Linked DNA regions of Homo sapiens: region 2 is linked to region 1. Evidence: chromatin loops called from intact Hi-C (ENCODE). Cell type or tissue: endothelial cell of umbilical vein. All regions are shown on one strand. Links, peaks and the distances in the headings refer to the core of each region. The heading gives the core; the rest is flanking DNA.

Region 1 (16,053 bases), core at 4,786-12,785:
ACTGCAAACTCCACCTCCTGGGTTCAGGTGATTCTCTCACCTCAGCCTCCTGAGTAGCTGTTCACAGAACCTTTTATTCTTACTCTTTCATTAAAAATCTTGCTAAAAGTTTGTCAATTTTCAATGAAACAAATTTAGGATTGTGATACTTGCTATTGTTTCATTGTCTTTAGTTCATTGATTTTCAGTCATATCTTTATCATTTTCTTCCCTCTATTCAACTTGCCTATCGTGGATACGTTTTTTTTTTTTTTTTTCCCTTCTAATTTCTTGGGTTGTATGTTTGGCTCATTAATTTTCAACTCCTTTATGTCAAAGGCAGGATTTTAAGACAATAAATTTTCCTTTAACTGTAACTATAGCTGCACCTCACACATTTTTACAAATAGTTTCAGTTACAACTCAGTACTAGATATTTTTTAATGTCTGTTATCATTTATTTCCTGTTTAATTAATGATTTACCTAAAAGCATTTTCAAAAACTTATTGCCATAAATGTATTCAGTCTTTTTCCTTTTCTAATAGCTTGAAACTAGAAGTTGAATAAGATCTTGCCCAGAAAAAAAGCATGTTTTTAAATCCCCAAATTTATAGAGTTCTTTTTGCTTTTTAAAAGATTATTGATTTATAACTTAATAGCATTATGGTTGATGACTTGGTTTATATGATATCAGTTCTTTGCTATATGTTGAGATGTGTTTTGTGGCCTAAAATGTGGTCAATTTCTGCAAACGTACAATGTGCACTTAAACAGAACATACATTCTTTTTTTATTAGGTACGGAAATCCATATATGTCAATTTATATAAGTGGTTCCAATCCTTTTAATGACATCTCATATATAGAAAATTCTAATATTTGTACAGCACAGTAGCATAAGTTGGAGTTGATTTGAAAATGTCTTGCAGGGCTTACTAAAATATTTATTGTACCTTTTAAAATTTTATATAATTACAAGGAAAAATACAAAGTATTAGATAAGACATTGTTAAATTTTTATAAGCCTAAATAAAACACTTTCAGAATTTTACTTGAGAAACTTGAGTTTGCTTTCATGAACATAACTATTTTAATCAGATTTTATGTTTGAAATAGCTATAGATCATTCCTGATTAAGATGTTTTAATAATGACCTTTTCTAATCTCCTCAAATTCATGGTGTTGAAAACCCAATGAAAATATTTGTCCAAATAAATTACCAAAATCATGTTACAACATTTTAAAAACAATTCAAACCGTTGATATTATATAGGAAGCATCTAAAGTTCTTCCTTAATTTCACTGAAAAAATGTAATTTGAAATTTCTTGTGACAGGGCATGGTAGCTTTGTAACGTGTCCACTTGGCTAGTTGAACTGTGTCTCCCAGAAGCCCTTTCCCTATGTGTTTTCAGTCAGGATGGGCTTCAGGAGGCATTTTTGCATGAGATTTGGAGGGCAGAAGTGAAGCAGAAGCCATTCTGCTTTGTATGCTGGGAAGGTTGGAGCAAGGGCGTTTTAAGGCTCACACGTGTTGCTTTATCTGTCGGCTCACCTCATTTGCTTAGGGTAGCATCTGGGCTGGAACTGCTGCACCTTCCCTTAAATCTAACTTTGGCTTCTCCAGTTCCTGAGCCAGGTGTGTGTTTATGTGTTTAGCTCTGGGAAAAAGGGCATTAGTGTCTCCTGCAGGACACTCACTTCATCAAGGCTGGAGACAGCAAGAACTGACACTGGTTCCAGGCCATCCTTGTAGGTTACATCTTGACCTTAATCTCTCCTATTTATATGCACCTTGCCTGCTCTTGGGTTTCAAATCCAGCATTAGACGCAAAAATAATAGCGTAATAGAAACTGTTCAACCACAGCAAAGCACGGTGGCTCACGCCTGTAATCTCAGCACTTTGGGAGGCCGAGGTGGGTGTCTCTTGACCGAGGTGGTCAAGAGTTCGAGACCAGCCTGGCTAACATGGCGAAACCCTGTCTCTTTACTAAAAATACAAAAAATTAGCCAGGCGTGGTAGTGGGTGCCAATCGTCTTAACTACTCAGGAGGCTGAGGCAGGATAATCACTTGAACCTGGGAGGCAGAGGTTGCAATGAGCAGAGATTGCACCATTGCACTCTATTTAGCCTGGGCAACAAGAGCAAAACTCTGTCTCGAAAAAAAAAAAAAAAGATTGTTTAATCAGCTCCCACAGTTGCATAAGGTGAAATCCTTGTCTGTCTATCTATCTATCTATCTATCTATCTATCTATCTATCATCTATTAATCATCTGTCTTTTTCTCTATCTAGCTATTTGGATGTCTGGCCATCTTATCCCCATAAAGTTCCGCTTCTCTGTCTGAACTCTGACTTATACACAGGACAAATAAATTTCAAATCCAAATAAAATTTCACATACCAAGTATTTTTAAATTCTAGTGAAGTTTTACTGTGAAAATCTACTGTTAGAACAGTTACCTCTAGCTTGCAGGCCATTCAAGTTCATATTAGTCACAAACAGAAAAAAGCATCAATGGTGGATTAAAGAAAACTGCAAATTCTTTGATATTTTTCCCATTTAGAGGCGGGGTCTACTTTCCCTTTTCTTGAATCTAGGCTGACCTGTGACTGCTTCGGCCAACTGAATAGGGAAGAGTGATGCTGTGCTGTTTCCAGGCCTGTTCTTTAAAAGTACTTGGAAGCTTCTGCCTTGGCCTCTTTGTGCCTGAGTTGCTGTATAAGAATCTGACTACCTTGCTGGAGAGACCTTGTGGAGAAGACTTGACCTTATATGCAGAGGTAGAGGGGCCCTGGTTAGTCCAGCCATCTAGCCATCCTGTCAAAATAGCAGGTATGTGAGAAAAGCTGTCTTGATTCCTCCAGCCCAGCCCAGCCACCAACTGAATAATACCAAGTATATGTACCTCAAATGGAGGAAAAGAACTGCTCAGCTAAGTCCTGCCCAACGTCCTGACTCAGAAGATAATGACAGATAATGAAATGATTGTTGTTTTAAGCCACTGTGTTTTGAGGTAGTTTATTACACAGCAATGGATGACAGAATAGTATTTATATATATATATATATATAAATATATATAAATATATATATTTATATAAATTTATATATATTTATATATATATATGTAAAGACAGGTATTTGGGACCAATGCCTGGATTAGCACTTACCAGGAGTCCCCTTTCCCCATCTCTCCATCCCATGCTGCAGTTTGGGTTGTATTCCTTGCTCCTCAGTCACCTGGAGCATCCATTCCCCTGGAGCTCCATGAGCCCTTTGGACTCAAGAGGGCAGGGGTTTGCCCTGCAGTGCCTGCTGAAGTACATCTCCAGGTAGTAGAGCACCTTGGCCATGCACAGTGCATCTGGCAGAGCAGTGAGGGCTCCATTTTGCTCATTGCACTCAACATCTCCAGGGACTGTGGGGTTCCCTGTCAGACCTTGCTCTTCTCCATCCTCCCTCCAAGGAGCCTTGGATAAGGCTTCTAACAGCCTGGAGGCTCCAGGCAGCCAGGCCCTGCCAGACTGCCCTGAGGGCCAAGGGGATTAATATCTCACAGCACATCTGTAACTGATTCTTGGCATTCCAGGGAGTCTGGCACAACTGTGAGCAGCTCTGAATTAAATCAAGCTTCTTAATTTGTGCAGCTCAATTTTTTTTTTTATTTATTTTTTTGAGAGGGAGTCTTGCTCTGTCGCCCAGGCTGGAGTGCAGTAGCGCGATCTCGGCTCATTGCAAGCTCCGCCTCCTGGGTTCACGCCATTCTTCTGCCTCAGCTTCCCGAGTAGCTGGGACTACAGGCGTCCACCACCACGCCCGGCTAATTTTTTGTATTTTTAGGGAGACGGAGTTTCACCATGGTCTCGATCTCCTGACCCTGTGATCCGCCCGCCTTGGCCTCCCAAAGTGCTGGGATTACAGGCGTGGGCCACCGGCGCCCGGCTGGCTCAAATTTTTAAAATTCTTACTAATTTTTTATTTGCTAGATCACCCCCTTTCTATCTTGTCCTTTATTATCCATTTAATCCTATCCTTTTTTTGAAACCCTAACAGTCATTATTGTTGTGCTAATCAGCTGCCTTTGCTTTCAGATCCATTTCCTGCCCTTCTTTTATTCTACTCTGTATTACAGCCAACCACATTTCCAGGCTCCCTTGTCCTCTGCTATCTAGGTGAGTTTTGTCAGTGGAAGACATTGGTGGAAGGTTGGATGCTTCTTCTTCTAGCATCTCTGGTGGTGGCTGTGTTTCCTCCCTGACTCCAGCTCCCACTGGGTGTCATTCACTTTGTGGTTTTGGTGCTTGCCCAATGGCCTGGCTTCTGAGCCCTGCTTCTGCAGCCCAGGGAGAGTAGCAGCAGTCTGCTGTTTTTAGTGTCTGGGTTGCCACTCTTTTCCTGTTTGACCTCTCTGGGCTTCCATGACCCACATAAGTCATTAAATTCCCTCTGTCAAAAAGACTTAGGTTCCTGTTTCATGACTGGATGCTGACTGATATTGTTATTACCATTGTAACTATTATCGTTGTTATTGTTTTTATTATTTTATACTGCCAATGCCTGTTTAAATTTACCCATGTGTTTTCAAATTACTTTGATCACCTTGCATTTTGCATTCCACTTCTATACTTTTGGTTAAAGTTTTCTTCTTTTTGCAACATATCCCTAGCATTTATTTCTATAAAGGTCTGTGTTTTAGATAACTTACAGATTCAAAATTTTAAAATATGGCTTTTTGTCATTTACTTAAGATCTGTATGCAAGAAGAAATGAAAAAGATGAACAGGTAGAGTCCAGGACTACCTACCACAGCTCAGGTCAACATTAATTTTATGATTTAATTAATTCCATAAATTCTCTTTTCTGTATGAATATAAGGTTCCTCCCTCCCTGTACTCACACATCTACCTCTTCTAGGAGTTGCCTTGGGATCCACAAAGAAATTGAGGTGGTCCAGTACTCATAAGCCAACAAACTTCAAAGGAGAGTCAAATGTACATTTTCAAAATAAGAGTACTGAAAAGCATTGAAATAAACACACAAAAAGAGATTCAAATGTACATCTTAAAAGGAGGAGGAGATTCTTTGAAGAAGTAGGGGAATATGACGTTGAAAGTCTCTGAAGAGGTTGTGATAGTTGTTTAAGGGAGTAGAACATTAAAACATTTTTGTCTGTTCAATCTTAATTTTTAAAAATGATAGCATAGAGTTTGGCCAATTATGGAGGGGCTGATTTCATCACTATCAATGAGCAGTAAACTTTCTTGGTCTTTTATTTGGGGAATGTATTTATTTTACTTTCACTTTTGAATGAGACTTAGCTGATGCAATGGACTGAATTGTGTTCCTCCAGAATTTGTATGTTGAAGCTGTAAGGGCAAATGTGACTGTATTTGGAGGCAGGGCCTTTAAAGAGGTAATTAAGGTTAACTAAGGTCATAAAGATGGGGCCTAACCCAATATCACTGTCCTTATAAGAAGAGACACCCGGGATGCATTTGCACAGAGAAAAGGCCCCAGGAAGACACTGCAAGAAGAGGGTGCTCTTCAAGTCAGGGAGAAACCAAACCTACTAACACTTTGATCTTTGACTTCTGGGCTCCGTAACTGTGAAAAATAAGCTTCTGTTGTTTAAGCCACCTAATTTGAGGTATTTTGTTATGGCAGCCCTAGAAAACTAAATACAGCTGGGTATAGAATTCTAGGTTGATGATTTTGCTTTTATAGTATTTTTATAATATTTTGAGATGTGTGTCTTTGAAGTTCTGCAGTTGCATTATATTGTGGCTTGCTTTGGATTTGTTACATTTAAGCTTTATTTATCCTTCCTGGAATTCATTACAGTTTTTGAACTTCAGGATTCAAGTGTTTTAATCATTGATGAAAACATTTCAACCATTATCTCTTCAAGTATTGCCTGTCTTATTTTCCTCTATTTCGCATTCTTGGAATTAAATCTGTTGGTTCTCCTTTTCCGTCTTCCATGTCCCTTAATCTTCCATATTTTCCAGATCTTTATATCTCTGTGCCTATTGAGTAATGTCTAAAATCTGTTTTCCAGTTTATAAATTATCTTGCTATATCAAATCTGCTATTTAACCTACTCATTTAAGTTTTCAATTTCCTTGACATATACCTATGTGAATGGGTGGGTTTTTACTTAGACTACCTTTTCATGTAGAATATGTAGACTACCTTTTCATGTAGAACCTAGCTTCTATGCAAGGTTCTCAATTCCAATTTCCTGTCCACTTGGGCCCAGTGCTTACCTCATGTTTCCACATGAGCGTGAAATCACAAGCCCTTGGGTGAACAGAATCAGTAATCACTGGTCGGGTGCAGTGGCTCATGCCTGTAATCCCAGCACTTTGGGAGGCTGAGGTAGGCGGATCATGAGGTCAGGAGTTTGAGACCAGCTTGGCCAACATGGTGAAATCCTGTCTCTACTAAAAATACAAAAAAAAAAAAAAAGTAAATAAATAAAATTAGCTGAGCATGGTGGCATGCGCCTGTAATCCCAGCTACTTGGGAGGCTGAGGCAAGAGAATTGCTTGAACCCAGCAGGTGGAGATTGCAATGAGCCGAGATCACCCCACTGCACTCCAGCCTGGGTGACAGAGCGAGACTCCATCTCAAAAAAATTAATAAATAATAATAATAGTCACCCTTCCACCTCCATAGCACAGCTACGTCATGAACTGACACCTTAAAACTTTGTTCTGTTTTCAATTATCTCTTGGTTTCTGATGCCTGGGTATTTCTTTTTCTTTCTTGAGAGCTTAAGCATGAATATAAAACATTTCAAATTTTATATTTTATCCAGTATTTCTAGCTTTTTAATAGTGAGATTTATCTTACTCTCCCATTTTATTAAAACAGAAAGTCTTGAGTAACATTTTAATACTGAGAAAAAAAGCCTCATTATTAGTTTTAGAAAAAGAGAGACAATCTGTGTTGTTCTGGAACCAAGACAAAGTTCTAGAAGATTCTCTCTTGATCCTTAAACAGCATAGAAAAACCAGGTAAGTTGACTATGTTCACGTTTAGGAGTATGATGGCCAATGGATCCAAAACCTATCCTATATCTACATGTTGGTGGCCACATTAATCTGACATCTGACAGCAAGAGCGATGATTGGGTTCACTGGAAATCTTTGTGAAGTACGAGTGAAGTCCTTGTGAAGTCAGAGTAAGTATCAGAACTTTGAGTTCTAGTCTTGGCTCTAGACTGATTCAAAAGGTCAGGGCCTAATCAATTTACTCATTAACTTATAATTGTAATTAATTAGATTTTATTAATACAAGAATAAAAGAATTGTCCAGCACCTACTAAGCCAAATCCTAGAGATATGGAGAAGCAGATAAAAGTTGCTGCTTTCAAAGAACACAGTTCACTAATAGGAGACTGGCTTGGAATCATCTATTCTATAAGTGAAATTTTGATGGATTATTGTTGAGGTGCAAAGGATGGAGCAGTCAGTTGAATCTTGCTGGGGGAATTGTAATCAGAAAGCTCCGAGAATAGTAAACGAGAGTTTTGGAGGCCTAAGATCTTGGAATCACATGTGTAGAAGGATATTTAAGGTGTGCAGGCTCCTCCATGAGTAGCCCCAATGCCTTGAGTGGAATGGATGCAAAGGTACGGACTTCTTGCATCCTTCCCAGGATATCAGGAGGCTTAGAGCAATATCTGCAAAATGTTGGCGATTGCTGAAACGCAGCGCTACAGCATCCATGGGGTCTTGCCCTTCTTCAACCATTCAGTAAATAGCACTCAGTAGAGATTCTGGCTGAGGATGCTTGTTTTCAAAACAACAGCCCTGAGCCAACCTTTTTAAGTAGTTCCATATGTTTTTATGGAGAGTTTATGGATTGTGGCCTTCGGAATTCTTTTGTTTATCACTGGGAATTCAAGTCCTGAAAGCTGCTAACTAACCATGAGGTCTGCTGGTTATACAAGCTGTTGGACCTCTTAAGGACGTTGACATAAGGACCACTTTCTGTGAAATAAGAATTAGTGGTTTAAAAAGAGTGCACTTAACAGTATCATGTAAGTATCAGTTTCTGTATGTCATTACTAGCCAGGCTTTTTTTAAAAAACTGGACTGTGCTGCCTTGTGTGTACATTTAAATGAGGCCCTTAAAGGGAAATCTGAGCAATGTCTTCAAACAAAGACTTATAATCAGAAGGGTCTTTTTAAAAAAAAAAAAAAAAAAGAATAACTATCTTCAGCAGACCTAAAACCAGGATGGAAAGGTGGATACTTCCCCACCTGGGCCCCAAAGCAGGGCCCTTCAAAATACTGAAGGTCCAGCATTCCCTGGGCAATTCTTCCTCCTTCTCTGTCCTCCCCACCCCCATCAATACCCAGCTTGCAGTGATATTCTTTTACCCTTTACTAATCTAATGCCAAACACATGTAGGTTCTATCCTGTTTCCAGGAAAGAGGTTTCCATGAATTGCCTCATCAGCCTTACTAATAGCTACAATATATGGAGCACTTTGTGCCCAGCACTCGATTCCTTTTATACTTGATCTCTTTTCATCCTTTCTTCACAATAGCCCCATGAGGTGGGTGCTATAATTATTTCTAATTTTACAGATAAGGAAACCAAAGCTCAGAGAGTCTGAGCAATTTGCTTAAAGTTGCTTAACAGCTGTATTAGCCTACTACTTATAATTCGACTACCTGTGTCCAAGGCTACATAAATTCAGGTCGCCTGACTCAAAGCTCTTATTCAACGTGCTAGCCTCCTTCCCACTAGATCTCATAAGATCTAGCTTGATCTCTAAGGCTCCATTCCAGCTTGGAAGAACTATGGTTCTTCTCCAGTGTCAGTTGTGTTGCTGTTCATGTTGTTTTCATGTAAAACAATGTAAGAAAGAGGCTGATAATCTCCCTCCATGAAACAGTTCTTCACACATTTAAAATCATCCATGGCTGATCATAAATGCTTCTCCAGAGAGTGAATGGTCATGGCTGGTGCAGAAGGGTAACACTCTGGAAAGGCGGATGTGAGACCTGGCAGCTCTGCCTGGGTACACATAGCTTAGGGCTGACAAGTGAGTCAGCAGAAGTGAGCAGACAATACTGCATTGGGTTTTAACGTGATGAGTCAGCCTTGCTATCTGGCCAGCTTCAGTGCAGCCCCCTGAAGTTTTAACAGAATATTAATTGCCCTTTCACTTCCCATTCCACACAGCTGGGTGGGATTGCTACCAGCCACACTGTTGAGAAGTTACACATTTTAGCCCAGCCTAGAAAGGTTTCCTGTGGTGGGTGAAATGACAACATGCACAAAGGTCAAACTCCAGATGTGGGAATCTGACCTTTTCTCCTCTTGGGGAAAACATTGCCTCATTATAATCTCAAAAGATTTTTGGTACAGGTTTAAGGCTAGAGTCTACTGAAAGATCCAAACTCCTCTAACATAGAGGATGCCAGCCTGTTTCATGTAAATTTATCCAAGGCTTTGAGACCACCTACAAAATTCCTGAGCCAAGGGACCAGGGAATGTAGGCGAATGTTTAGGCATTTCTGAAGGAGGGAGCTAGACCTAGAAGTTGCTGCTTGCTCCTAGAAGTTGGAAGGCATTTCAAGATGAGGAATGAGTTGTTTCTGGATTGATGCCTTCACTGGCTAGAAATGCCAGCGGGTGGTGGGAAGAGTACATGGCAGGATGATGAGGAGTTTCGCATTCATTCATTCATTTATTCATCTGTGTATTCATTTTACAAAAATTCATATCAGATTTGCAAAATTCACTCACAATACACTCAGAGATAATAAAAAATGTAACAACTTTTTTTATTAACTGGTGGAATATTTCTCTCAAATTTCCACCACTGGACCCCAGAGTGGGAATTCAATTTTAGCCCAATCTTGTAAACTTAGTTCCAATGTAATTATCTAGGTTGAGCTAAAAGTTTCTTTTCATCTTTCAGGTTTCCTCTTCATGCCTCTACTCCTATGCAGTTTGACCTCTCAGTGTGCAGCTGGTGATAGATGGAAACCCTTGTTCATAAGCTTTGTGGCACTGTCGGCAGGATGAGGGGACTTCTGGATCCTCACTGGTCACTGTGGCAGAGTGGTTGGTGTTGTCTGCTCCCTAGACAGGAACCCACTGAAGAATCTGACATTTTTTGATATGCTGGCATTCATTGTTACAGCCCATCATCCCAGCCATCAATCCAGGACATGGGGTCTGTGCCCACGGTGGGAAGGAGGAGGGGGAAGCTGGCTTTGTTCTGACGTTGGGCTTCTTCTGCTCCACCAGTACTTTCTGTGGGGGAAATAGGTAAAGAAATGGCTGTTCAGATGAGAAGATGTGTCAGTAAACTTTTGCTACAGTGATGCTGCAAAACAAATCACTGGTGACTTTCAGTGGCACACAGCAATAAACATTTATTTAGCTCAGGGATTGACAATCTTTTTTTTTTTTTAAAGGGCCAAATAGTAAATATTTTAGGTGTTTCAGGCCATACAGTCTCTGAACTCTGAACTTGTAGCACAACAGTAGCCTTAGATGCTATGCAAATGGAGGAGCATGACTGTGTTCCAATAAAACTTTATTTATGGACACTAAAATTGGAATTTCATGGAATTTTTATATGTTAAGAAATATTATACTTTGATTTTTTTCAACCACGAAGTTGAATGGTCTGTGAGTTTTTTTCACAAGTCATACAAAAACAGATGGTGGGTCAGACTTGGCCCATGGCCATAGTTGGCTGAACCTTGATTTAGCTCATGAATCTGCTCTGGGTTGGGCTCGGCTGCTCTGCGCTGCACTCATCTGCAGTCGGCTGTGAGTTGGCTAGGCAGCTCTGCTGGTGGTGCCAGGGCTCATTCACATGTATGGGGATTGTTTGCCATTGGCTGGTCCACAGTAGCCTTGGCTGGGATGGCTGCGGCACGTTGGCTCTGCCGTGTGAGTAGCCAAGCAGGTCAGCCTGAGCATGCTCTCTTAGCAGTGGTGGAGACACATGAATCTAAGTGGAAATGTGCAAGCACTTTCAGAAACCTCTGCCTGAATTATGTTTGCCAACATCCCATGAGACAAAATCAGTCACTAGGCTAAAGCCACAGTCAGGTGAGTTGGGGCAGAATGCCCCTCAGATTGAGAGGGCACTGCCAAGGTACATGGCAAAAGTGATGGATGTGCTGGAGCCATTAAGACACTCAACCCACCAAAGGACCTAAATTGGGGATAATTTTTGTTTGTTTGTTTGTTTGAGATAGGGTTTCACTCTGTCACCCAGGCTGGAGTGCAGTAGTATGAACACGACTCACTGCAGCCTCGACTTCCCAGGCTCAAGTGATCCTCCTGCCTCAGGCTCCCAAAGTGCTGGGATTATCAGCATTAGCCACCACACCCAGCCAGTTATTTTATATTTGACTTTTTATTTTCTTAGAGATGAGGTCTTTACTCTGTCACCTGGACAGGAGTGCAGTGGCACCATTTTAGCTCACTGCAGCCTCAAAATTCAGGACTTAAGTAATCCTCCTGCCTCAGCCTTCTTAGTAGCTGCGACTACAGGCATGTGCTACCACATCCAGCTCAGTTTTTAAATGTTTTGTAGATTTGGGGGTCTTACTATTTGCCCAGGCTGATCTCAAACTCCTGGGCTCAAGTGATCCTCCCACCTCAACCTCCCACAGCGCTAGGATTACAGATGTTAGCCACCTTGCCCAGCTAAGAATTTAAAAAATATTCTACTTGTGATCCTTTCTCATGTTGTGATGCTAGACCAGCTGGGGTATGATTGTGAAACATGTAAGTGGGGGACACAGACATGGTGAAACAAATAAGTGTGATCAGAGAGGGGACAATGTGTGTGCAAAGGCACAGAGGCAAGAAAGAGCTTCTTTTTGGTGAGACAGTGCTAGGTGGAGTGAGTATAATGGTTGGAGAGGAGAGTAGGGAAGAGCGGGCAGACTTCAGAGTGGATCTGATAAAACTCAGTAGTATTTTGGTTGCAACGGGCTGGGTCATGTCTGAAGAAGCAGCCATTTGAGAATGAGCAAAAATGAGGATCCTGGTTTTTAAACACCTTAGCAGTAGTGTGGTCCTGTGGTAGGGATGTGCAAAGCACTGGACTGCCCGCCTCCTTTTTCTGTTCGGTGAAGGGTGGGGTGAGGAAGAGCGCTCAGAGTGCACAGATGGATTCTCAATTCAGGGTGAAACAGGATTTTAGATCCAGTTTCCTTTTATAGTGGTTTTAGAGCAAAGAATCAGGGACTCTGCTGTTTTCTGGTATAAAATGAGAGCAGCCATACACTTCCTATGCCCTTGAATCAAGATCAGACAATTCCAGGGAAGAGCTAAGTTTTAACCTTTGATCTCTAGGGGTAAAGTTTTTCTTTACTTTCTCCCTCCCTCTCTTCCTCCTTCCTCTCTTCCTCTCCACCCCTTCTTTTTTGTTTACGTTTTGAGCTGAATAACAGGGGAAAATGGGGCCTGATATACTACAAACTCCAACTAGAGTCCTTGGCATCATGGAAAATTCCTTGACTTGTTTTGCAAAGGTTGGCTGCACCATGAGATTCCATTGTTTCAAAGTGGAGTCATGTATATGACATAGGTTTTGCATTAGGACTCTGGGGGATTTTCCTTATGAAACAAAATGTGCAATCTGCTTAGTTTCCCAGTGGCAAAGCAGAAAACTAGATCTATTTGTTATAGAACTTTACGCTTCAGTTTTCCCCTCATAATTACAGATGTGACTTTGAAGCTCACTGCAGCAAATTCAATGAGACCTTACAATTTAAAATGAAAATAAAATATATTTAGAATGAAGCATCATAGGTTTAAGAATAGAATACTTTAAAAACGCAAAAAACAAGAAGTTAAATGTGTATGTTACCTAAATGTTAATGGGTTTCCCTTTTCCTTATCTCCTAAGTCCTGCTGTCCAAGATCCCTTGATTCTTTGCCTAGAATCAATGATGTCATTCAAAGGGAATGTTTGGAGGCACTGTCCTAGTTCACCCGCAGCATTTCAGATGGCATTAGCGTCACTAGGAAAACAGACTTGAAACCAGGTTCAAGAAGAATAATAATTTGCATTTTGCTTTTATAGTTTGCTGTCTTCCCCTCTAGATTATCTAGTTTAAAAAGGAACTTTCATCATCCTTGAAGTTCTATGTTGATCAGACATTTTGTCCCTATTATTTCCTCTTTCTTCACATTACGTCAATGAGAGAGTTGAGAATAGGTCTGAAAGAAGTCAGGTTATGAGCTAACAGGATACTGGGGAGTGATACATTAGAGGCGGTCAGTTCTGTGAAAGATGCTATTGATGCTGAGTGCGTCTGCCTAGGTGGTCTCATCCAGAGTTTCCATGCCACAAATACGCTGCTGACTCCTCAGTCGCTATTTCTTCTTATGCCTTAGATCTCCGTATTCGAACCATTGTCTGACATCATGAGACTGTGCATGTCAACCTCAAACTCTTTGTGGCTAAAAGAGGTTCTGCATTCACCTGACCCCATCCCTACCCTTCCCAGATTAGTAAATAGCACCACCATCCACTCAGCTGCTTCCTGGAAATCTTCGGAGTCACCTTCATTCCTTCCTCCCTTCCTTTATTTCATACCTCACCTGCAATCCATCAGCAGGTCCTGCAGCTGCACATGGTATCCCAAGCTGATGACTTCTCAGCACCTCCTGGCTGCAGCCCAGCCAAGGCATGTAGCATCCTTCTCACTGGCCTCTCTTCCTCCCCCATAGCCAATCTTCGGACCACAGCTAGAAATATTTTTTTCAATGAGTGAAGATCAACCTACTCCCCTGCTTCAGCTCTTTTTATGTTTCCCTTTTCTCACTTAAAATAGAATGTAAGCTTCTTACCCAGGGCTACAAGGATACACAACTCAACCTTCCTCCCATTCCCCACTCAGCCTCTATCTCTACCTACACTCGCTGTCCCTTGACCTTCCAAATGTACCGTGTGTCAAGGCTTTTGCTCTTGCTGCTTGAAATGTTCTTTGAGAAAATCCCTGCCTTTTTTCTCAGCATTCAGGTGCCAGCTCAAATATCAGACCCTCAGAGAATCCTTCTCAGATTATCCTAGCAAGAGCAATAATATTGTCCCTGCTCCACTCTGTTTGTTTTTTATTTTTATTATTTTTTTTTTTTGAGATGGAGTCTCTGTCACCCAGGCTGGACTGCAGTGGGGTGATCTCGGCTCACCGCAACCTCCACCTCCAGGATTCAAGCAATTCTCCTGCCTCAGCCTCCTGAGTAGCTAGGATTACAGGCTCACACCACTGCTCCTGGCTAATTTTTGTATTTTTAGTAGAGACAGGGTTTCACCATGTTGGCCAGGCTGGTCTCGAACTCCTGACCTCAGGTGATCTGCCCATGTCGGCCTCCCAAAGTGCTGGGATTACAGGTGTGAGCCGCCGCACCCGGCATCTATCTGTTTTAATGGTTATTTTCTTCTTCACACTTAAAATTCTTCAAAATACCTGCATGTTTATTGCCTGTCTTCCCTACTAGAATGGAAACTTCTTGCAGACGTGGATTTTTGTCTTGTTCATTGTGGTGTGCCTCGCAGCTAGACAGTGCTTAGTACAACACAGGTACTCAATAAATGTTTGCTGAATTAATGAAAAAACACTAATAAGGTAGGATTTACCTTGATGATCTGGTTTTTTAAAAGCCCGCAATGAGTGTTGAATTCCACCAGGTTCAGCTACCCTTCTTCCATTTCTAGCTCATGAGGCCCAGGCCCATGTTGCCGAGCCCTGGTTCCTTCTGGTCTGTACTCTCATCATCCCCTCTGGATCAGCACTACCTCCACCAAATACTTGTCCAGCTCCTATTATATGACAGGTGTTGTTCTGAGCCTCGGGAGACAGAACTGAATAAAATGCACACAAGCATCTACTTTCACAGAGCTTATATTCTATGTTTTGGCCCAAATCTACCTTTGTACCACACAAACATGATAGAATCAGCTCTGCATCAGGGTGGCCTTGATGGGAATTGGTTCAGACAGTTTACCAGTTTCTCCTATTTGTCAGAAATGTAAGGGGTTCCTCAACTGGATTGCTTGGTTGTCCCATAAAAGAAAAGTGAAGCGGAGCCTGGCCTAGGATAATGCCAGGATGGCCTTAAGAATGGAGTACAAATAGCAAAGAAATGGAATCAACCTAGGTGCCCATCAACATGAATTAGATAAAGAAAATGTGGTATATATATATATATGCCATAGAATACTGCACAGCCATAAAAAAGAATGAAATCATGCTCTTTGCAGTGACATGGATGGAGCTGGAAGCCATTATTCTAAGCCAATTAGTGCAACAATAGAAAACCAAATAACATGTTCTCGCTTATAAGTGGAAGCTAGACATTGAATACACATAGACATAAAGATGGGAACAGTAGACACTGGAGACTGCTAGATGAGGCGGGAGGGAAGAGGACATGGGCTGAAAAGTATTGTGATAGGTACTATGCTCACTACATGGGTGACAGCTAATTTGTACCCCAAACCTCAGCATCATGCAATATACCCGTGGAACATACCCCTTAATCTATAATAAAAGTTGAAAATTTTTTAAAAAAAGAAAGAACGGGGCACAAGCAGGAGAACAACAAGGTCTGCTTGGCACCCACTCAGGGCCTCGCCCTGCTAGCAGCTGAGTCAGCCCTGTTTAAGAGTTATGGGTGGACCTAACGCAGTGACCCAGGCATAGGCATTCCAGCATCTACTTCCTGACTGGAGAAGGAGGGCCTTGGCTGGCCCAGGCTGGCTAAAGCTGGCCGTCCTGGGTTTGTCTTGGCTGTCTGTGGGCAAAGCTGCATTTTAAACTTGAAATAATGGTAAATTCACTAGTAACACTGTTAGAGACAATGTTTAATTCGAAAACTCCTGTGCAGTCCAAGTAAATTAAATTATGAGGATAAAGTTTCCATCTCAAAGAACAACTAACTGCTAGGATGACTTCCAACTTAAAAAAAAAAGAAAAAGAAAAAGTACATTCACCATATTTAGAATCACTTCATTGTCCTAAAGAGTCAACTTTTTCCTACAAAAAAAAAAAAAGAAACATTCACTTG
Region 2 (16,053 bases), core at 5,015-13,014, 140 kb before region 1:
TGGGCAGGATATTTAATCCTTCAGCGGTTACATTTCCTTATCTGTGAGATGGGGACAGTAATACCTCCCTTGTATGACTGTGATGGGAATTAAAGAGGCAACATTAAGTAAAGCTCCCAGCACAAGGCCTGGACTTTAGTAGGTATTTAATACATTTTAGACTTCTTTCTCTCCTCTTTCAAAATTTGAGCTGAAAACAATATCTTTTAGTGCCTTTAATTAGTCTGTGATATGGATTAAATGCAATGTATGGCCTGCAATACATATGACACAGCCTGCAAGACCAGGCATTCCATTGCCCTGACTTGGTGTTATAAATAACCAAACATGGCTGGTATTAAGGACATGTGAACACCTGGCACAACTTATTCACAACCACTGTCAGTGCAGTGTTTCTAATTAGTGGAGTTCTTCCTAAAAGTTGTGGCACGTCTCGGTAGGGAAAGTCTTTTGCCAAGCAGGTGGGAGTGAGTAAAGAATTTGAGATTGCGAATAGTCTGAGTTGGGAATGCTCAGAAGGAGCAGAGAATGCTGGGCCTTTGCACAGGCATTTCAGTGAGCCTTTTGAAGGTCAGAGCCTGCTGATGAGAATGCTGCTGGAATTTTCCAAGGATTGTTTTATTTTAGTCTTTGGACTGAGTGTTGGCGATGACACAATCTGTGGTTGAAAATAGCGTGAATAATTAGGTTAGAAGCAACTTAATGTCCCAAGATGTTAATAAAGCCAGCTACTTGGAATTCATCTGTAGGAATTCCCTTCCCAAACTTGATTCCTGAGTAGGCACAAGTTACATGATATGCTTCCACAGCCAGTAAGAGCAAACATTGGCCTCTTGCATATGTTGTAACCTTCAAGTAGGCAGAACAGAGGTTACACTTTTCTTCCTTTTAAAAATTTAATCAAGACGTGTTACCTTACACAGAGTGGATGATCTCTTGTGACTTCACTGCTCGCTCTGAAGGACAACTGCTGGCCAGTGCATTGAGCAAGTATGATCGGCACCTTGGGTTTCCATGTGCTTTCCTGTTCTGTTTTCCTTCTGAACTCTCATTTCAAAGATGTTTCATAGTAGAAGTCTATCCTGTTTTATGGGGTTAGTTTAGGAATGCAATTATTTCCTACTTAATACTTTTCATCAATACATTAGAAATACTTCATATTCATGATATAATAAAAGCAGTTGACCCTTAAGAATAAAACCCTCAAAATAGCTACATGAGAAAAATATGGGTGATTTTCTCAGCTAGATTAGATTAAACAAGTAGGGCTCAGAAGCTGGACTTAGATCAAATTCTGGCTCTGCCACTTATTAGCTGTGTCATCTTGGGCAACCACTTATCTTGTCTAAGCCTCATAGGGTTGTCATGAGAATTATATGAGACAATGTATGTAAAGCCATAACGCAGTGCCTGGCATGGAGTACCTTTCAATAAATGTCTGCTACTTATATTATTATAAACGTGAATATTACAAAGATTTGCAAGGTTGGACTCTCCAAGAGGAGAATAAGACAGCATTAGAAAAGCCCCTCAACTTGACACTGGCCAAGCATATTATTTTGGGGAAACTTGATAAACTGTAAAGAACTTGGTTGAATGGAGGAGCCTGGAACTCCTTTCATGCCCCTTGAGTGGCTAGAAGGACCACAAAAGGAAGGAATAGGAGAAGTTAATTGATGCTATTGCCATCTCTGTAATCTTTAAGCCTGATTGGAATTCAGTGAAAAGATAGTACTGTAAAATGAGAAAAATTCAGATTAGATTTGCTCAAGGGCTCTCCTTCTCTAAAGTCTGAGGATTCTATTAAATCCATTCATCCAGACATTTGTTGATCACCTGCTGCATTTCAGGAAACTGAGCATTTTGCTGAGGTTACAAAAATGAATAAAACCAAGTTTTGGCTCTTAAAGCATTTACAGACTAGCTGGAGAACCAGATATATAAACAATGGTCTTAAAAATAGTAATAGAGGAACATAAAAAATACCAAGGAACTCAGAAAAAAGTATGGCTTTTATTAGGCTGTTCCTGATTTCTTTCTTTCTTTCCTTCTTTCCTTCTTTCTTTCTTTCTTTCTTTCTTTCTTTCTTTCTTTCTTTCTTTTCTTTTCTTTTCTTTCTTTTTCTTTCTTTCTTTCTTTCTTGAGATGGAGTCTTGCTCTTGTTGCCCAGGCTGGAGTGCAATGGCACGATCTCAGCTCACTGCAACTTCCATCTCCCAGGTTCGAGCGATTCTCCTGCCTCAGCCTCCCGAGTTGCTGGGATTACAGGTGCCTGCCACCACGCCCGGCTAATTTTTGTATTTTTAGTAGAGATGGGGTTTCGCCATTTTGGTCAAGCTGGTCTTGAACTCCTGACCTCGTGATCCGCCCATCTCGGGCTCCCCAAGTGGTGGGATTACAGGCTTGAGCCACTGCACCCGGCTGGCTGTTCCTGTTTTCTAAGCAGTTTGCAAATGCAGATCCATTACTGTAGTAATAAGAATTTTTGACTAAAAAGAAGAGATTTGTCCACATCAAGTGAACACATCTGTTGTAATGAAACATTCTGACTCTGGAAATGAGAATGAGTAAAAAACCTTGTACTTTGTTCGTAAGAGAATACAGAAATTGAGAGAAGAAATTCTAGAGGAGACTCAGATCATCTTTTCAATGTGCCCGTCTATCTTCATTAGGGGAAGAACTTCAGCAAGGTCTTGCTGGGATTTAGCCCCCTGAAGTATCGAAGATGACACTTGCTGACAGTGGAGGAAACCGAGGAGGCAGCACAGAGGATGGTGTTTGTGCACAGAGATGAGAGGGGTGCAGCTTTCACCGACAAGGGGAGGAGGGCACATTCCCAACCCCAGGGAGTGTTCCATGCCAGAGACGGAAAGGGACAGCTCAGACATTGTCCCAGACCCGTCCCTGTCTCCTCCAAATAAGGAGGCCTCCAACTCCAGTTCAGGAAGTTAGCGGCTCATAAAGGATGAGTTGATTTAGAGCCTTTCCCTGTGAAGAAGCTTGGAAGAGCCAGGGTTCAAAGCCTTTGAGATAAACCAACAACTGTGCCCCTGCTGGGAAGTCATTAGTGTTTGAGGGTCCCACCCATTACTTTTGTAAAGACACATGCTTTGTGGACTTATAAATAAAACTTCAAAGGTGATGACAGTCCAGCAGCTGTGTAGATGGTTGCATCCTTATGAACTGTGGACAGAAGCTGAAGTGGGTAGGAGTCAGGGCAACTTTCTGGACAGCAGATTAAACCTGTGAGTGTGTTGCTGATTTCAGTGTTAACTGTAGCACCAATGAGAAGGTCTCAAGTTTTCCAAAGTGTGAGAGAGGCACCATGAATTAGTGGAGAAAACTGGGACTTTGGACAGCTATTAGCTGTTCTTTTGTATAGGCAAATTAACTCTGGGTAAGTCACTTCTATGAACCTGTAAAAACAGTGATAACGATATTTATTTCAGTGTTTGTGAATATTAAACTATATGATAGGGCCTAATATAATGCCTGGCAAAAAAGGATTCACTTTTAGGGTTTCCCTGCAGTTATGTCAGCCAGCCATTAAATCATATGTTAGAGCATAACTCTAGTGATTTATTCTCAGGGTGTAATATAATAATAATGAACATTTATTGAGTGTTTCTTATGTGCCAGAAACTATACTAGCTACTATGTACCTTACTGCATTCACTCTTTGCAATAAGCCCCAGTTGTATCATCCCCATTTTACAGATAAGGAAGCTGAAGCTAAGAGACAGGCTCAGTAATTTACCCTAGTTCACAGAGTTCGTGAGTTTTAGAGCCAGAATTCTCTCCTAAGTGGTCTGACCCTGGAGCACACATATCTAATCACAATATTATGACATATGTGGACTTGGTAGGTGAGGACACCAGGACTGTGGCTTTGCACTGTGAGGACCACTGTGTGGCTGGGGTCAAGAGCATGGAAGGGAACCACTTTGGCATCTGGTGGGTACCATTTTGGCATCTGGTGGGTTTATAGGTTTGTGAACACTAGGCATACAATTTAAGGCAAGGAATTAGGATCTTCATGGATGGGCTTGGGGCTGCATTCTGTGACTTTAAGTGTAGTGTAAAGGGTGGGCAGAGAAAAGGCCATTGGAGGACTGTCTGTGGTCACATGAGTGACAGCTAAAAAGGTGGCACAAAAGAGGCATTGTTGAAGTTCTTCATTATTCAAATCACAACAAGCCAGTTAAGGGGGAGGTACTATTATCACTGACATCTCATGTGTACCCATAGGCTGAAAACTGTAAGTTTAGATTAAATGGTTTTTATTACTATATATATATTTTTAACAATAAGAAGCATCTCTCCTTCTCATTGTATGTTCTCACTGTACGTTCTCATGGACCAGTGAGAACACTGGGCTGAGTAACTCAAGGAGGCTGGTTCACTCTGTCTGTGTAGTCTTATTTTGTCACAGTAGCTGCAAATTAATTGCTTTTATTGGAACAATTAAAATTTTCTTATAATTTAGCCTTTAGTTTGAGAAAGAGACTTGGTTTATTCTTTTTCCCTGAACTTGCATTTATTGATACCAAAGATATGCCTGATCAGATGGATATCAAACATCTACTTAGGCCTATTGCTATACCAGAGATTGTGCAGGATATGAAGGAAGTGCAAGCCACAAACCTGTCTTTAAGGGCATTTTAAGCTTGATGAAAAAACAATCAGAATACTACTAGCTGAGATTAATTGCTGTTTTAGGGATTAAGATCACATCTAACAAAATGGAGTTAATTGAAACACTTTATGTGGAAACTCATGAAATTTTACTGGCAAAATTATTTTAACATTTACATGTCTGAACTCTTGACATTTGTATGTCAGCCTAACTGAATGTTTATGAGCAGCAAGTGATGGTTAATAACGATTTCTCCAAAAAGGTTGAAATGTTTGAGAGAGATGAAACAAGGCTCTTTTAAAATTTAACACATTTGCTAATAGCTAGATGAGAGGATAAATAATACATAATAAAAGTAGCAATTGAAACCAATCCGTGATATTGAGAAGCAAATGGTGCTGCGTTGCCTTTATGTCACCTCAGGAAAGTCATTTGATATCTTTGGACTCAGTTAAGAACTAGAACTTTAAAAAATGTGTATTGAAAGCTTATTATTTCCTAGCATTTGCGAACAGATTTACTTATGTCATATCATTTGGTTTTTACAGTAAACCTCTAAGATATATTATTATAATCTGCATTTTAACCCTGAGGAAATTAAGGCTCATAGAAGTAAATAAGCCTGCCCAAGGTTGCATGGCTACTAAATGGCAAACCCAGAATTCTAATCCTTGATTCCCTGACTTCAAAACCAATATCTTGTTTATCTTTTATTTTTAGTTGTACATACTTATGGGATACAATGATATCCCATATCCAGAATGATACATGTATACAATGTGTAGTGATCAACTTAGTGTGTTAGTCTGTTTTCACACTGCTATAAAGAAATATCTGAGACTGGGTAACTTATAAAAGAAAGAGATTGCATTGACTCACAGTTCCACATGGCTAGGGAGGCCTCAGGAAACTTACAATCATGGTGGAAGACAAAGGGGAAAGAAGCACCTTCTTCACAAGGCGGCAGGAGAGAGAAGAGTGAAGGAGGAACTTCCAAACACTAATGAAATAATCAGATCTTGTGAGAATTCACTCACTATCATGAGAACAGGATGGGGGAACCACCCCCATGATCCAATCACCTCCCTCCCTCGACATGTGGGGGTTACGGCTTACTCCCTCGACATGTGGGGATTACAATTTGCGATAAGATTTGGGTGGGGACACAGAGCCAAACCATATCATTCTGCCCTGTCCCCTCCCAAATCTCATGTCTTTTCACATTTCAAAACCAACCATGCCTTCCTGACAGTCACCCAAAGTCTTAACTCATTTCAGCATTAACTCAAAGTCCACAGTCCAAAGTTTCAACTGAGACAAGGCAAGTCGCTTCCACCTATGAGTCTGTAAAATCAAAAATAAGTTAGTTACTTCCTAGATACAGTGGGGATACAGGCATTGGGTAAACGCTCCCATTCCAAATGGGAGAAATTGGCTAAAACAAAGGGGCTACAGGCCCTATGCAAGTCCAAAATCCAGCATGGGAGTCATTAAATCTTAAAGCTCCAAAATGATCTCCTTTGACCCCATGTCTCACATCTTGGGCATGCTGATGCAAGGGTGGGCTCCCATAGCCTTGAGCAGCTCCTTCATGGACTGGCATTAAGTGTCTGTGGCTTTTCCAGGTGCATGGTGCAAGCTATCGGTGGATCAACCATTCTGGAGTCTGAGGGACGGTGGCCCTCTTCTTGCAGCTGTACTAGGCAGTGACCCAGTGGGGATTCTGTGTAGGGGCTCCAACCCCACATTTCCCCTCTGCATGGCCCTAGCTGAAGTTATCCACAAGGGCTCCACCCCCTGCAGCAGACTTCTGCTTGGACATTCAGGCATTTCCGTACATCCTCTGAAATCCAGGCGGAGGCTCCCAAAGCTTGACTCTTGTCTTCTGCACACCCATAGGCCCAATACCATGGAGAAGCCACCAAGGCTTGGGGTTTGCACCCTCTGAAGCAACTGCTCAAGCTGATACCTTGACCTCTTTTAGCAGTGGCTGGAGCTGGCGCATCTGGGACACAGGGCACCATGTCCTAAGGCTGCACACAACAGCGGGGGCCCTGGGCCTGGCCCATAAAACCATTTCCTTCCTAAGCCTCTGGGCCTGTGATGAGAGGGGCTGCAACGAATTTCTCTGACATTCCCTGGAGACATTTTCCCCATTGTTTTGGTGATGACCATTCGTCTTCTCGTTACTTACGCTAATTTCTGCAGCCACCTTGAATTTCTTTTTGGAAAATGGGTTTTTCTTTTCTACCACATGGTCAGGCTGCAAATTTTCCAAACTTTTATGCTCTTCCTCCCTTTAAAACATAAATTCCAATTTCAGATAATGTCTCTCAAGTTCAAAGTTCCACAGATCTCTAGGGCAGGGGCAAAATGCTGCCAGTCTTTTTGCTAGAGCATAGCAAGAGTCACTGTTATTCCAGTTACCAAGAAGTTCCTCATCTACATCTGAGACCACCTCAGCCTGGACTTCATTATCCATATCACTATCAGCATTTTGGTCAAAACCATTCAACAAGTCTCTAGGAAGTTCCAAACTTTCCCACATCCTCCTGTCCTCTTTTGAGCCTTCCAAACTGTTTCAACCTCTGCCCATTACCTAGTTCCAAAGTTGCTTCCACATTTTCAGGTTATCTTTATAACAGTGCCCCACTCTACTGGTACCAATTTCCTGTATTAGTCCGTTTTCACACTGCTATAAAGAAATACCTGAGACTGGGTAATTTATAAAGGAAATAGGTTTAATTGACACACAGTTCCATGTGACTGGGGAGGCCTTAGGAAACTTACAATTATGACGGAAGTTGAAGGAGAAACAAGCACCTTCTTCACAAAGGTGGCAGGAGAGAGAAGAGGGAAGAAGGAACTCCCAAACACTTATAATGAGAACAGCATGGGGGAAACTGCTCCCATGATCCAATCACCTCCCTTTCTCAACATGTGGGGATTACAATTGGAGATGAGATTTGGGTAGGGACACAGAGCTAAACCATATCAGTTAGCATATCATCACCTTGAATATTTGTTATTTCTTCGTGCTGTGAACATTAAAATTCAGCTTTTCTACCAAAGCTAATATTTTTAACCACTTCTCCCATGTATTTCCTGAGGATGGTAGTTGGGAGTAATGTGGGCTTTTTATAGGCAGCAAACCTCAAAGACAGGGTTCCAAAATTCTGAATAATGAAGATTTGATGTCACTCATCTGGAGGTGAATGAAGCTGTTTCTCTGGTCAGCATTAGCCCCCTTGCAAACATCCCACAGGTGCACATGTTAAATCCCATGCCCTGAGCTCAGCCAGACATGGTGGACAGAGGAGACTCCTAGCACTAGAAGTAGAATCCAGTGAGAGGCCATGGCTGTGCAGTGGTGAACTACTTAGCCAACCATCTCTCCGCTGGTTTGCCGTGGCCTTTCAACTCAGATGGATTACATCTTTGGCCAGAAGTACTTTTCAGCCTCTGGTGTTTCTTAATTCAGTAGAGTATTTCACAAGCTTAAGAGTTAGAGGCATAATCAACATGTCTCAAAATCAATTCCCTCCTTCAGAGGCTACTGACTGGTTTGTTTACTTTTGGATTCTGCGGATTAAACACCATTTCAAATAGTTCTTTGAGGGTTTTTTTTTTTCCATTCTGTGCTTTTCTCTCTCTCTCTGCCCTTCTAATTCTTCCACCGTATCATCAAATGTACGCCTTTTCTGTTCCTTCTTGTTATGACCTTTCTTCCTGGTGGTCTCTGAGAGCTAGTGTTGAGTGACTTTGTGGGTGCCATGTCATAACCCAGATTCCTGCACTGAGCGGATTTCCTCATGGCTTCTTGAATGGAGATGTGCTGAAAATGCTAAGTATACCATGCAGGTATTTGACTGGGCTTCCCATGGACATACTTCAAACCAGCAGTCTCTGAGCTCTTGTGGTTCACACTGGTATTCAGGCCTGAATACAAATCAGGCCTCCATGTTCTTCAAGAGGTGTCAGCATTCATGAAAGTTGAATATGAGTGAGCCACTCTTATTTTTATAATTTCATTTAAATAATATAATTTATTATCATAAATTTACATGTTACTCTACTGCAAATTAAGCCATACCAGGCTTAGCTCCAAGCACAAAGTATACCCCTTGTGAATATTATTCTTTTCATAGAGACTCTTAGGAAGGACATAGATTATATTTAAATATTTTAAGAAGTCATTTATTTTCAGAGAATTCAGGGACTTAACCACTGTGATATTTGTCCAGCCTTCCCTAGGTCCTACAAAGCAGACAATGTCAGGCTAGATGGGATAGTGCAGTTCATTTATTTATTCATCACATTTATATTGAGTACCTCTGTGTTCCAGGCGCTGTTGCATGTTAGAGTCGGGGGAGAGTAGAGATGGACTCAGGCCATGCCTTAACTACAGATTATGTCACTTGACTCCACAGCAGAGGCCAGGTGTTCAGAAGTAAACCCACTTAGCAATGGACACAGGGGGAAATGTCTTCTCACAGAGTGACTGGTTTGACACTGAGGAGAGATTTAGGACGGAAACACAACAGAGCCTGTGGACGTTCTGGCTACTCTGGGATCTCCTGCCTTGGGGCCGCCTGCCTGAAGCCACATCTGCCCTCTTACTTAGGACTGGGGGTTCCTGCAGGTGCTGCCACCCAGAGGGCCACCAGAGGGTGCTTTCCTCTTTTCAGGTTATGCCTTTTTGAAATGCAGCTCCTCATACTTTTTAAAACTGAGCTTCCCAGGCCCTGGAAAGTTCAGTACATTGCACTGCAAGCTGAAAGACTTGATTCTAGGTGAGAGAAAGGCACAATCTACTGTGTCTATATTTCTGTGTTTTTTTCAAATGTCTGTCTCCAATGACTGTAGTCTGAAGACAAGGTCTTGTCTTGGTGCTCCTCCCTCTTCCCTGGGATTCACTTCAAGTTTGGCACATGAGGGGCCCTTCGTAAATATCTGTGAGTTTAAAGAACCAATTTGACTGCAAGTCCTAACTCCAGTTTTCAAGTGTTCTGACCATGAGAATCATCCGGGGTCAACCCGCCCTGAGATTCTTACCCAGTAGGTCTGGGGCGGGGCTGGGAATGTGATTCAGGGAAGAAGCCCTCTTGTTCTGACTTGAGGACTGCTGCCCAGCTGTTCCTGCCCTGCTCATGGCTGCTCAAGGGTAAGAAACACATCCCTGCTTCCTGGACCTGCCACTGAGAGCCCTTCAATGTGACCCAGCCAGCCTTCCCCCCCTCCCCTTCCTGTTCCTCTTCTCATGAGCATCTCTTCCTGTCACCCAGTGCTACAAGGGGAGGGAAACATTCCCAGAGATGCCTTCACCTGCTGGTCCTGAGAGGGCACCAGGGAAGATACCTCCAACATAACCAGGTCTTGGTTACCCCCCACCCCACAGGGTTGACCTCTTCTGCAGGCTGGTACTCAGGGTGCCACCTGCTTCAGTGACACTTAAATACTTAAATGAACATAGATGCTAGAAGCCACTCTGAAGTTGAGGAGGGCCTGCCTCATACACCAGAGACTTATAATATTGCCTCCTAAGAAACCTATTTTCCAGTCTTTTGAGAAGAAGATGCATGTGCATCATGATGACTTTGGTGGAGAATAACTTTTGATAAAGAGGACTCCTTTTGTTCTGTGGTTTGGCCTTGCTGGAGTAGTGTTGGTCATATGAAGAGCTTGGGACTCAGAGTCAGGTGGTGCTGCACAAACCTGAGTGAGTGTGCACTTCATTGAGTGTGTCTGTGGACACATCAGTTAACCTCTTTGAGTCTTATTTTTTTCCTACCAGATTAGAGAACAATATCCACTTCACAGGGTTATATGTAGACTTGCTTTTAGTTAGTTGTAAAATTGTCAGCTTATATTCAACGTCAATATAAGAAATAGCTTTTGAAATGTGTATTTGAAACTCTATTTATGGATGTTGTGGAGGGAGTTGTTTTGTCCATCATGTATGGTTCCTCTCCACTGGAGAAATGCTTATTTGGCCTTTATACCAGGAATAGCTTCACATCTCTTGCTGTGCTTTAATCTTATGGATTTGGTAATTTGCATAACTGACTGGTTTTCTTTGTTTGAACTAGCTGCTAGAAAGCCTAGAGCCAAGTGTGCGGTTCATCAGTATCAAGTGTGCATGTCATTATGTTATACATTTTTGGCCTCATACATGGATCAGTTTACACCGTTGCAATTTTTAAAAAAATTGCTCTCACTTTTTATTTATTGTATTTTGTGTAGTTAAGTATTCCTCTAAGCTGCTTTTATCTTTCTGAAATGAGATAGGATAAAATAAAAATAAATTTGTTACCAAATAAATGAGCAAATACATTTAAAGCAGTTTTCACAGTGCCTGGCCAACAGTGAATTATATACCACAATGGTTAGTTTTAATCTTCCTTGTAAATGAGCCTAATTATCCTCTGTGGATCCCAATTTGCCCCTCATGGATTATATTATAAAGGGTGCGGTAAGGTGATTCTCACAAGGACAAGTTTCCCAACCTGGAAAGGTGTTACTGCATTAGGTCATAGCAGGTAGAACTCTAAAACAAGCTGAGAGCCCAAATGGCCAATCTCTGCATGGAATTTCCTATAAATATGCCCAGCCTAAACCAAACGTAATTTAAGTGATTTTAATCTTTACACAAGCCTCTCAAAACACATTAAAGGAGAACTTGTTCTTATCTGCCAGCTATACATCATAAAATCTTGTTTCTTCTCCTTTCTAATTCTCTTTGAATCACTACTTCCCAACATGTCTACTGACATCCCCCCTTGTGCCCTGCATCTCCCAGCTCTTTCTTATGTAGACTGACCTAGCTTCTCTGGTTAGTCTCCCTGTTTTCTCACACCTCTCTGGACTTCTTACCCATTCTCTGATTCTGTATCATAAAAGATTTACGAATGGGCTGACAAAGATAATTCTACTTGTGGGTGGATTGGGGCATTTTCACATGCTAATAAATCTTTGCTGTCATCTAGGAACTAAAGGGCGATGAATGCTGTGTGGTAGAAGAGGAGAGAACTCTGGCATGTGGCTTTATGTCAGGAGTACACACTTGAGCTATGGGATTTGGAAAGAGGCATGTTGGGGCAAAGATGACAGAACTTTGTTCTTCTGGTCCTGCCTCTATCCAGGCTTCCCTTGCCCCAGGATAGGGGACTTTATGGAGAAGGTAACCTGGAAGTGGAGTCACGATGCGTTTGTACTGAATAGGGCTGAAGGGATTGGTGCAAAGTTAGGGGATAATGACGGAGCGAATGATCCATCCTACTCTTGGCTTCCTGTGGACTGTGTGGGAATGGCCATGCAGACTTGTCTGCCCTCTGGGTAGAGGAAGGAGGAAAGAAACAGTCTCAGATTCATTAGACACAATTTCCTGATGAAAATGGAAGTATCCATATACTACTTGTTTTTTTGGTTTGAGAAATCCAGTAAATATTAGGTTGATGCAAAGGTAATTGCGATTGTTGCCATTACTTTTAATGCCATTACTTTTAACGGCAAAAACCGCAATTAACTTTGCACCAACCTAATAGTATGTCAATGTATTGCAAACCTATATACTTATGTGTGTTACATCAACTTTAGGATCCCTGATCAAGTCTTTGGTGTAAGGATCACACTTGAGGCTGGGCTTGGTGGCTCATGCCTGTAATCCCAGCACTTTGGGAGGCCAAGGTGGGCGGATCACTTGAGGCCAGGAGTTTGAGACCAGCCTGACCAACATGGTGAAACCCCGTCTCTACTAAAAATACAAAAAAATTAGCTGGGCATGGTGGCTAACACCTGTAATCCCAGCTGCTTGGTATGCTGAGGCAGGAGAATTGCTTGAACCCAGGCAGCAGAGGTTGCAGTAAGCCAAGATGGTGCCACTGCACTCCAGCTTGGGTGACGGAGTGAGTGAGACTCCATCTCAAAAAAAAAAAAAAAAAAGGGATTACACTTGAACAGAAATAGAACCAGAGACAGGCCAAATCAGAAGATAGAGCCACAAAATTATTGACCCAGTACCACAGGATTAATTGATATAATTGCTTTGAGGCCAGGTGTGGGGGATCATCCCAGCACTTTTTGAGGCCAGGGCAGGACCGCTTGAGGCAAGGTGTTCAAGACCAGCCTGGGCAACACAGCAAGACCTTGTCTCTGACAAAAACATAAAAAATTAGCTGGGCATAGTGGTGCCTGCGTGTAGTCTTAGCTACTTAGGAGGCTAAGGTGGGAGAATTGCTTGAGCCCGGAAGGTTGAGGCTGAAGTAAGCCATGATTGTGTCACTGTCTTCCAGCCTGGGCAACAGAGTGAGACCCCATCTCTAAAAATAAATAAATAAATAAATAAATAACAAAATAAAAAATTAGCCAGATGTGGTAGTGGGTGGCCTGTAGTCCCAGCTACTTGGGGGACTCAAGTAGGAGGATCTCTTCAGCCCAAGAGTTTGAGGCTGCAGTGGGCTATGATTGTACCACTGCATACCAGCCAGGGTGACAGAGTGAGACCCTAATTCTAAAACAACAACAACAACAAAAATTTTGAATTGAATGGATGGGTTTTGCCCTCTCATTTTAGATCCCATTCTTTTTTTCACTGAATATTTATTGAGTGCCTATTATTTGCCAGTTCTGCTAAGTGCTGAGGACATTAAGATGATAAGGCACTGGCCCTTTCCTTGTAGGAGCTATCATGTAGATAGTAAGGGAGACAGACATTGTGAAAAAGGATAATTAGACCACAATATCTTCCATGCCATCATTGAGGTATGAAGAGAATGCAGTGCGACCCAGAAGATGGAGTGACTGACTTGTCCTAGGAAAGTCAGGGAAGGAGGGAACCCTGGGGCTGGGATTTAAGCATAAGGAGTTTACTCATTTGCTGAAGTTTTGTTTCCCAGATTTTAGTTTGATCACACTACCTCATAAATGTTAGAAAACATCTTCTGGCCAAATATGGTCTCAGCATTTGTTCTTTTGGTTCTGCAATTAGTGACAGACCATAGTACCATAGTAGCATCTCTGGAATGTTCTTCTGAGCCGAAGAATTTAAAAGATGTCATACATAATCAGAGATAAACTGCATTCTTGAGGCTTAGCAGATAAATGCTCCAATTTGTTAAGAAGTTTTATGGGAGACTTTCATTTTGGCCACCCAGTATTTACTTCCTGTGGCAATAACGCCATGTTAAACAAATTATGAATGGGAAAGATGATCATTCTGAAATGGGAATGTAGAAGCTCTAGGTCTGGGCCAGATGGATAGAAGCTGCTGTCACTTGGTGTTGGGAATGATTTGGACTCTGCACACACAGTTGGGATTCCCTTCAAGGTTATTGGACTACCTTAGACCAGAGGTTTGGCTTGATGGTTATGTCACCATCACCAGCGGGAAGGGCAGCATGGTGGCACCGTCTCTCAGTGGCCTTCCCGACGCCTCCAATGCGATTTCTGTTCATCTTTAAAGAAATAAAGTCTGATTTAGAGCTTTGTATTTCTTTCTTAGTGTTCGTTATAAAAGTGACCATTAAATATGAGGTTTTAGTGACTAAAACAGTTGGAGGCTACAGCTGGGCTGACAGCTTTAGTGGAGAGTTTATTTTCTTTCTTTTTTTCCCTCCTGCCTGGCTTCAGCTTTAAATTAGATTGTAATAATCATAACAAAGCTTCTCCCTGCCCTTAGTTGAAAGCACATTGCAGACCTGAACTCTTTCTGAGACTTTATTTATGACGGAATCCCACACCATTTTAGAGCTTTCATCTTCCATGTGCTCAGCATTTTATGGGTCTCCGTTTTCTGTAGCATTTCTGAAACCATGGTTCAAAACAATGTCAATTCCCTCAGGCACCAGAAAGATCTAGGAAGAGTGTGTCCCGCTCTCCTCATTGTTTGCATAGATGTGTTGACACTGTCATTGTGTTAACTCTGGAATACACAGTAAAGTGGGTTAGTTAAGGCTTTAACTAACTTTGACTAGTATGGCTTTGCAGCCTTATTTCCTGGGTATATTCCCAACTTAGGTACTTATTAGCTGTGTGACCTTAGATACCTTAGCAAACGTTTCTGTATTACATCTTCCTAGTTGTGAAGAGAGAACAATGGTAGCACTGACCTCCAAGAGTGGTTGCGAGGATTAAACGAGTACTTTCAGCACTTGGAAGAATTCTTTGCAGCAGTAAGTGCTTAACAAATGTGAGTTGTTGGTATTATCCCAGAAGTTCATGAATTGATGAAACTGGATGGTCGAGTAGTCATAAAATAATCCTCCTTTACTTGGTCTGCTTGTTTGTGCTTGCTAATGGTATGGTTAGAAGATTTTAAAGGTTAGACAACCACAGTCAATTGGTGGCTACACTGAATTATCATTTCCTGGAGACAGCAGGAGGCAGTGTAGTTTAGCTGTTAAGAGCATTGGGTTTGGAGTCAGAAAGCCTAGTCGAGCATCAGTTCTGTTTCTTACATGGCCTCTTAGTGGCTCAGTTCCCTCATCTGTAAAATGGAGCTAATTCCTCACAAGACCTTTTGCAAGAAAAATGTATGTGAATGTCTGGAGCACACATTAAATACTCAAAAAAGTTGTTGTGGGTGAGGGGAGGAGTGAGGGGAAGAGAGATTGATTTAAGGTCAGATCTGTTTGTTTATCATGAGTTCCCTGGTAACAAGCAATGGAGATGGGAGTTTGCTCAGAGCCGTCAGCATCCAGCTGTGAAAGGGAAACACTCAGGCTCTTTTAACTTTGAGAATGTTGACATAAATTACAAAACCAAGAAGGACAAATGGCAATTTGCTGCTGTCAGTATTATAAACATCAGTGTGAGGGTGGACAGTTTAGCTCAGATGAGTCATTCCGGGTCTGTCCTGTCTTGTCCAGAAGCTTCACTTGCATAAGATGGGGTACCATTGGCAGAGGAAAGAAGCAAGCTAAGGACCCAGTCTGTCTTCTTACTGCTGGAAATAGTGGCAGTGGCTGGGCTGTCCCAGGGTTTATTCACTGTTACAAGGTTCTGAAACTTTAGGGGGTATAAAACTCAAGTGGGGAACTTGTTAAAAGGGCACCTTCCAAAGCCTTATTCACAAACATTTCAATTCAGTAGGTTGTTGGTAGGGCCCAGGAATCTGCTTGTTTTCTGGCTCTCTAGGTACTTCTAACACAGGTGCTTAGAAACTACACTTTGAAAAAGACAATTCCAGTGAGATTGGGCAGAGTAAAGTTTCCGTGTAGGAGGAGCTGCCTCTGCCAGGCTTTTCCCCAGCATTATGGTTTGCTTCTAAAAAGGAAGCAAACAACCAGAAAACAAAAAAGCCAAATTTGCTTTATTTTGAGTCAAAGCACCACTTAATAACTTGTGTCAATTGTTTCTCACAACACTGCATGAAAGACTTAATATTAATTCCATTTGACATTAGAGGAGTCGGGGACTTT

The links. A loop is a pair of places that touch in the nucleus more often than their neighbours do. Peaks named below come from ENCODE experiments on the same cell type or tissue, not always from the same donor. Only the 100,000 strongest peaks of a DNase experiment are listed, where the experiment ranks them.
Region 2: it touches region 1 in a loop (1.9-fold over the local background); 4 of 110 quality-filtered maps call a loop at or near these places.

The regions. Positions count from the first base shown.
Region 1 is chr4:128,508,831-128,524,883 of GRCh38, forward strand. LINC02615 (long intergenic non-protein coding RNA 2615) reads left to right here. Exons shown (of 9, transcript NR_125882.1): 7 at 2,581-2,815; 8 at 7,027-7,168; 9 at 9,926-10,568. Among named protein-coding and RNA genes, the nearest start is that of LINC03140, 54 kb to the right of the region's middle. RefSeq lists a silencer at 7,988-8,067, enhancers at 8,977-9,121, 9,036-9,797, 9,340-9,389 and a cis regulatory region at 9,044-9,054. In endothelial cell of umbilical vein, for the core only: no CTCF peak of the experiment used is centred there; DNase peaks (open chromatin) are centred at 8,421, 9,141, 10,731 and 12,551; H3K27ac peaks cover 4,045 bases.
Region 2 is chr4:128,370,756-128,386,808 of GRCh38, forward strand. No RefSeq gene overlaps it. Among named protein-coding and RNA genes, the nearest start is that of LINC02615, 49 kb to the right of the region's middle. In endothelial cell of umbilical vein, for the core only: a CTCF peak has its summit at 9,295 (motif pointing right); no DNase peak of the experiment used is centred there.